Regions from separate parts of the Homo sapiens genome. Here region 1 is linked to region 2. A link is an interaction called in ENCODE POLR2A ChIA-PET data of the cell type or tissue named here. Cell type or tissue: PC-9. All regions are shown on one strand.

Evidence for each region. Peaks named below come from ENCODE experiments on the same cell type or tissue, not always from the same donor. Only the 100,000 strongest peaks of a DNase experiment are listed, where the experiment ranks them.
Region 1: POLR2A ChIA-PET joins it to region 2 with 18 read pairs; 2 of 35 experiments call an interaction of 5 or more read pairs at or near these places.

Annotation. Positions count from the first base shown.
Region 1 is chr1:197,735,059-197,739,058 of GRCh38, reverse strand. All of the region lies in intron 2 of DENND1B (DENN domain containing 1B), which reads left to right. It also overlaps the pseudogene RPL24P5. Among named protein-coding and RNA genes, the nearest start is that of DENND1B, 38 kb to the left of the region's middle. In PC-9, no CTCF peak of the experiment used is centred here; a DNase peak (open chromatin) is centred at 2,188; H3K27ac peaks cover 1,224 bases.
Region 2 is chr1:197,856,532-197,860,531 of GRCh38, reverse strand. No RefSeq gene overlaps it. Among named protein-coding and RNA genes, the nearest start is that of C1orf53, 44 kb to the left of the region's middle. In PC-9, no CTCF peak of the experiment used is centred here; no DNase peak of the experiment used is centred here.

The sequences.
Region 1 (4,000 bases), 120 kb after region 2:
ATCAGCACTAAAGTCTTGGGTGGGTTGGTGGTGAACCTTCTGCAGCTCTCCAGAGCTCTATTCCTGTGCAGCTTCGTCTCTGTTCTCTTTGTGGAGTCTAGATGCTTTGGCCTTCCAACCTCATCTCAGGAAGACCACTGGGCTCTGCCTGGGTTTCTCCCACCTTGTGCCACATCCTGGAAACTCCAGATATTAAGACCAATTGTAAGGCTTACCTTGTTTGTTTTATCTCTGTCAGGGATCACTGTCCTGCATTTACTAATGTCTGAAAATTGTTTAATGTATTTTTTTAGATTTTTAGTTGTTAGAGAGAGAGCAAATACAGTTTGTACTTTCTCTTGGCTGGAAGCAGATGTCCTGTTTATGGATGTAAAAGTGCTGCTTTAACATTCTGCATCTATGGTTAGAAGAAAAGCTATGGTAACTAAGTACATGGGTAAATAATGTTTGGGAATATAGTTACCATGGAAGTTCTGAGGATCTTCTGTCATCTTTCTGCCAAAAAGTGATTCTGCATCAGCATCTTCCATGTTGTGTTTCACAGTTAATAACCCAAGTCTTCTATGAGAAAGAAACTGGCCAGATTAGGTCATGTGTTTGACTTATCAGCTCTGGCCTGAGGTCACATTCACCAATTGTGGATGCAACTACTGAAAACCCACCCTGGGTATAAGATGTAGTTCCCAGAAACGAGGGAATTGTTGTGACCTGGCTGTCATTCTCTATGTGGATTTAATGTTGATATTTTTTGGCTTTGAAAGGAAAATACTTCTATGTCTAAATGAGAAAAATAGCACCTTAAATTCAAAATTCAGCATTGGTTCAAAATCATTTGTCATGAAAGCTTCTTTTCCAGTTATAATATTAGATACTCCCCTTTGTCCTGTTATATAACAGAGGGTACTCATGCATGCTAATTCATACTGGATCAGTGACAGAGAGGAGAAGAAATGTAATAAACAGGTGTCAGAGAAATCTGTGTAAATACAGTTGAAGGGGAAAGTAAATAGGGACAATAAATTATAGGAAATTAGGAGGCAATCAAAACCTGCGGGAAGAAAATGAGCTGGGTTATCTGCTTCCAGGTCAGATATCTATGTTACCCTCTCCTTTCTAATAAAATTTCAGCATAATACTGGAAATTTTATCTTAGAACTAAGTAATGCTTTATTTCCTCAAGGTGATTGGAAAACACAGTTCTACCAGACTAAAGGGAGATGTGTATTGTAACTCAACAGGAAGACATAGCTTTACTTGTTTTTCTTTTTTTGAAGCAGAATTCTAAGTATTTATTTTTAAATTCACCAATTTTTACATAATTAGAATCTTGAGGCTTCCCTACCTGTAGTAAATTAGATCCTGGATACCTATGTGAATGTTTTTCTTGTCTAGCTAAGAAAAGGCCTAAAAATGAATAAGAATCATTGTTGCATTCTCACCGTAATGATTAAGTAGGAGAATCTCCTATAATGCTTAGTAGATAGAGGCAAACAAGTCTAATAGAGTGCAAAAAATCTCCTTGTTTTCAGGGGCCTGTGGAGTTTTGTCATACCTCCAAGATGGAATGTTTAATGTTGCTAGACAGATGTCCACAAGTGTTTAGAAAGAGCTGCTATTCAGTGTTTGTCAGTATGTGATTTAGAGCTATAGATGATTTATTGAGAAGTCAGGATCCTGGGACATACTTTGATTATTTTAAGGATGGAGGTGGGAGTGTAATCTACATTTTGGAAAAAGTTTCCCAGGTGATTGTTATGCATCTGAAAGTTTGAAGCCATTGTCTAAAGGAATAGGGCTATGGTGGTGCTTAGATCCAACCACTTCGACATAGGGCAGATGATTTTCCCACTATTCTGTTGGAGATGTTGCTGTCAGGTTTATTGGTGTGCTGCCTTATAGCTGATTGTAGGAAAGGAGCAGTGTCTCTGATATGCCCTATGTGTGCAATTGGAAGAACTGGGATAGAGTTAGGAATGGATGAGGGCTTATCAAAGATGAAGTATGATTTAGACTCAGAATAGGCTTTTTTATGTGCAATTAGTCAGTCTTCAGTGATTTTCAAGAGACATAGCAATAGTTTTGATGTCTTGCATAAATGCTAGTATTGAGAAATCTCATTTATGAAGTAGTCTCAAAGAGACATTCAAAAGAATAGATGCTTGGGTGTGTACTCAGCAGTCGCAAATAAAAAGGAAGCTGTTTTCAGAATGAGTGGTATAACAAAAATCTGAATAGCAGTCTAAGAGAAAGGCAAGCAAGATCAGTAGAGCCTTGGGGCTAATGAATAGACATTCCAGTACAACAGGAATGCAGTATGGGCATTTGTAAGGAAAGGTTACAGTAACAAATTTATCACAGATTATCTCAGGGATGATTTTTATGACATACATAGAATTTATTATTTTAATTTAAAACATAAGAGGCTGTGCATGGTGGCTCACACCTCTAATCCTAGTGCTTTGTGAGGCCAAGGTGTGAGGATTGCTTCAGGCCAGGAATTCAAGACCAGTTTGGACAACATAGTGAGACCCTGTCTGTACAAATTATTATTATTTTTTAATTAGCTGGGTGTGGTGGCACACGCCTGTAGTCTTAGCTATTTGGGAGGCTGAGGCAGCCTCAACTGAGGCTGCAGTAAGCTATGATTGTGCCTCTGTACTCCAACCTGAGCAAGAGAGCAAGATCCTGTCTCGATAGATAGATAGATAGAGAGACAGACAGACAGGTAGAAAGAATTGGGCAAACCATTTAATCCCAAGTCTCAAAATGAGTAGATCTTATGTTATCTCTGACTCAAAATTTTTGCTATTCAAGTTCAATAAAAGTTGGAATCTGCAGCTTAAAATTGAGCTTGAAATCAAAAGAGTGGGTTGTTTTGCAGTATTCCAACCTATATTTTCTTTTTTTTTTTTTAAGTCCAATATTTATTTAAAAATCTAATCTGCCAGTTTAGCGTTTTCCACCAACTCGAGAACTGAAACTTTCACGGGCTTCACAATCATTTACTTAGGTGCTGCCTTTGTAGGTGCCTTAACAGCAGCCATTGCAGTGTTTTTAGATACTTTGCTTAGCCTTTTTTGCTTCCTTAGCAGCCCTGATACCTTGTTCTCGTTGAGCCTTTCTAACTTCAGGTTTCTGATTCCTCTTGGCCATTATATCAGCAGGAGAGGCACCTGTAATAGCCCCCTGCAATTTGACTGCTCGGCAAGTTCTTTTCTTTTGAATTTCTTCCAATTGTCCCTTTTTGTGCTTCTTTCTGTAGAGGACAGTCCAGCTTATCTGCCGAGGATTCCCCCTGGAAAAGTACGCCGATTCGCATTTTGCATTAAGAAACTGGAAAACTTTCCTGTCGGTCCTGGCGTAGCGCCTCCCGTGTCCGGGGTAGACCTTGTACCGGCTGAAACCGCATAGCTCGACCTTCATGGCGGCAGCTCCACGGGAGGAGAAAAGATGGCCCCAACCTGTATTTTCGAGTAATACCCTTTAGAATTCATAAAAGTCTAAGAACACTTTGTAAATGGAATGTTTCATAGTTCACACTAAAGTAAACATAAACTGTTAAGCAAAACTTTAGATCACTTCTTCTAACAAAGGAAATGTACCCGAGAACCCATGAGAAGTAGCTTCAGAGTATTTTTTTTTAACAGTGAATTCTCTGAGGTCTTGGACTTTTAAATTTTATTTAGTTTAATTGCCAAAAGCCAAGGTGGAGCTGTGTAGCATTCTGAGGAAATAAAACCACTTGAAGCAGAGGTATAGTAGAATAAAGCCATTCTGCCTCCAGTATTTGGGTGGATGTATTTGGTACTGTAATCATTTTACAGATTGCTAATTCATTGATGTAAAAGATACTCAATGGTAGGCATGTTGGACCCATTCAATATTGTTTTTTGTACCTTTCTGTTAACTTTTGTATTATTCATATATAATATAGATTTAACCAAATCTATTTTCTTAAAATTGCATATTATTGTTTTATGAAATGTTCTTTTAAATTTTG
Region 2 (4,000 bases):
TTATAAAATAAGTCTGCATAATTTTCTTCAGAAAAAAAACACAAAAACTGTAACTGTAATTTCTTTCAAGACTGTTATATTTATGAAAAAAAAGGGCATGGGTTGAAAATTTAGATAAATCAAGCACAATACATAGAGATTTATGGCTTCAGTGATTTTTTTTTTTAATTTGTTCGTTTGTTTTTGAGGCAGAGTCTGGCTCTGTCACCCAGGCTGGAGTGCAGCGGCACTCTCTCGGCTTACTGCAGCCTTCGCCTCCCTGGTTCAAGTGATTCTGTTGCCTCAGTCTCTCAAATAGCTGGGATTAGAGATGTGTGCCACCATCCCGGCTAATTTTTTTTTTTTTTTTTTTTTTTGTATTTTTAGTAGAGACGGGGTTTTGCCATGTTAGCCAGGCTGGTCTTGAACTCCTGGCCTCAAGTGATCTGCCTGCCTTGGCCTCCCAAAGTGCTGGGATTCCAGGCATGAGCCACCATGCCTGGCCTTCAGTGATTCTTTGAACAGATAAAATATTGAGCTATTGCAAGGATGTAAGCAATGGCTAAATAAACATTATTATATACCTAGTGTGCAAAAGCTGTATAAAATGCTAAGTATGTAAGCTCTGAGGCTGCTGACAATAATATCAAGTCATTGGCTGTACTAATTTAACAAACATTTATTAAATGCCTATTAGGTGCCAAATTTGTCTTAGACACTAGGGATTCAAAGATAAAGTCATAAACTTTATTCTTGAAGAGCTTACTTCCATACATAGGGAGAAAGGCATATAGCAAATACTTACAATTCAATGTGCAGTAGTAGAGATTTTAAAATGTTAGAGGGTAGACTCACAGATTTGCATGGAGAAGTGGCAAAGGCTCCATAAAGGATATGAATTTTGAGCATTGGGAGATATAAAATATGGTAAATAAACTATATTTTGGTATTCGGAAAGTTGTTTATATAAGGTATTAAGGGCATAGTATGATTAACTCTATCTGTTATCTATTGCTGTCTAACAAATCACCCCAAAGCCAGTGGCTTAAGACAAAAATACTTTATTATTGTAGGTAATGCATCCATAAAGACCGTTTGAATTCCCACAGAAAGTTACTCAATTCTCTATTCTTATCTTGCACTCTTTTACTATAGTTAGTGGTTTCCTTCTGTAGATAGTAGCTCAGCAAACTATTGTTCACAAGACAAGCTGGCCTGCCACCTAGTTTTGAAAATAAAGTTTTATTTGGATATAATCATGCTCATTTATTTACTTATTGTATATGGCTGCTTTTTGAGCCACAGCAGCAGAGCTGAGTTGTTACAATAGTGATTTTATGGTTTGCAAAGCTGAAAACCACAGCCACCGCCCCTCAACTCTAGACCACTATTGTCCAATAGAACTTTCTGTGATGTTAATGTGGCTATAGAGCACTTGAAATGTGGTTACTGTGACTGAGAAACTGGATTTTAAAGTTTACTTAATTTTAGTTAATTTAAGTTTAAATTGCTACATGAGACAAGTGGCTACATATTGGACAGCCTAGTTCTAGACAGTAGGTTCCCTGAAGCCAGTGACCAACTTTGGGTTATCTTTTTTACCCCGTTATATCCCATCGTGCCCAGTATATAGCTTTATACTTAGCAGACTCAGTTGTTGTCTCAACAAATATTTGTTGAATTAAATTTATCATGGTTGTTTTTATTTATTTTGGTCAAACTTTGTGAAATAGTTAAAGTATTTTTCTTGGGATGATTAGTGTTTGACTCAGTTCAAATGCCTAATGACTTCCCGAAAATGTCTCCAAAGGTTCTAGCCTACAGGAACTTTTCTCTCTGAAGGAGCAGCCATCTTCAAGGGTGTAATCCACAGCGTAAATAATTCAACTTAGAATAATGGCCTCCAGCTGCATTCATGTTGCTGCAAAGGACACGATTTTGTTCTTTTTTATGGCTGTGTAGTATTCCATAGTGTATATGTACCACATTTCCTTTATCCAATTAATTATCCTAAGCAAATTAACACAGGGACAGAAAACGAATCCCGCATGTTCTCATATATAAGTGGGAGCTAAACATTGGGTATTCATGGGCATAAAGATGGGACCAATAGACACTGGGGACTACTAGAGGGAGGAGGGAAGAACGGGGGCAAGGATTAGAAAACTAACTGTTGGATACTATGCTCTCTTACCTGGGTGACTGGATCATTCATACACCAAACCTCAGCATCACATATGTAACCAACATCCATGTAACAAACCTGCAAATGTACCCCCTGAATCTAATATAAAAGTTGATATTTTTTAAAAAAGAATTACACTAAGTGCCCAGTTTGGCCATTATCTCAGATGCTGGGGCAAGGCCCTGCCCCTCCAGAGCAGCCCTGGGAGGGAAAGTGATTCCTCAGGGAAAGAAAAGTTCGCCTGGGATCTCAAGGCCTATAGCTCTTAATGACCCGCTCTGACTTTCCACACAGTCACTTTGCCCAGTGCTGAAGTCAGCCTCAGGAGGACTGCAACAGTGCTTCAAGAACTACAGTTCCCTTTCTCTCAAAGACTCAGTTGCAGGGGCTGGCTTATCCATGCTCTTTCTTTGTTACCTCAAGGTAAATTTATTTATAGGATTTTACCACCCTGCTCTACCACTGCATTTTGGAAGGAGCCCATCTGTTTTTTCCAGAATTCTTGTAGACTTTGAGTATCAGAGAATAGGAATGGGGGTACAGGTCATTCCTTCTCAGTGGCGTCTAATGCAAGTTGGTTCTTTATGTGCCAGGAAGAGGACAACCTTGTTAAATAAAAGGTGCTGTTATTCTTTCCAAAAGCAGGTGACTTATTGTCTTACATTTGCATAACTAAATAGTACCACTTGAAGGCTAGCAGAAAAGGGAAGTCAGCTTGGAGGCAACAATTTTTTGTAGTTGTTCTTTGTGACAGATGCTCTAATGAGCAAAATTTAGGTGCTTCCACTTATAGACTGATAGAAGGGAGGAAAGAAGAAAAGAAGAAAAAGGAAAAAGGAAAGAAAAAAATTAAAAATGCTTTGATAGACACGTTTATAGTTTTTTCATTTTGTAGTATACCCAATCTGTTTCCTCAATCCTATATTGGTGGCCTTTTAACTTTTCATCCACTTTCACTATTATAAATAAGTGCAATTTTACATATATCCTTGTGTACCCGATAGGGTTTTTCTACAGGAAACATTAAGAGAATGCACAATTTATAATTTGATAGATTGACAAATTGCCTTCCAAAAATGTTTGCCACATAAAAATCTGTATTTCTGTTTTCTCTTGGAAAATTGAAAGTTTGGCCATCCTGGGCCTAAATTCCTACTAGGTAACCAATGTGCAGCAGTTGAGCAAGGGCTTCAGGCTTTCAACTGGGCCTGTGTGGTCCAGTTCACTATTATTGTGCCCCCCCCGTCCCTACTGCCTGTCTCTTTAATTTGAGATACCTACGTAGTTCATGAGGCCTTGAGTTTGCAACTCCTGCCTTAACACATAGCACACAAACAGTGACACAAACAACAACAACAACACACAAACAAAAACAACCACTTCCCAATAAGTGGTTGTTTTTGGAATAACCAGAAAAAAAAATGGTTGCTCAACTCCTCCTCTGTAGTTTTAAAAGCTGGGGGCGGGGGTGGGGGGAATAAATGGGTAAAATCTATACAGGGTTTTGAAAATGCAACTAGATTTTGAAAGCCAGACTGGCCGGGCACGGTGGCTCACACCTGTAATCCCAGCACTTTGGGAGGCCAAGGCGGGCAGGTCACTTGAGGTCAGGAGTTTGAGACCAGTCTGACCAACATGGAGACACCCCGTCTCTACTAAAAAAAAAAAAAGATTAGCTGGGCATGGTGGCATATGCCTGTAACCCCAGCTACCCAGGAGGCTGAGGCAGGAGAATGGCTGGAACTTGGGAGGCAGAGGTTGCGGTGAGCCGAGATTGCGCCATTTGTACTCCAACCTGGGCAATGAGCGAAACTCCGTCTCAAAAAATAAATAAAT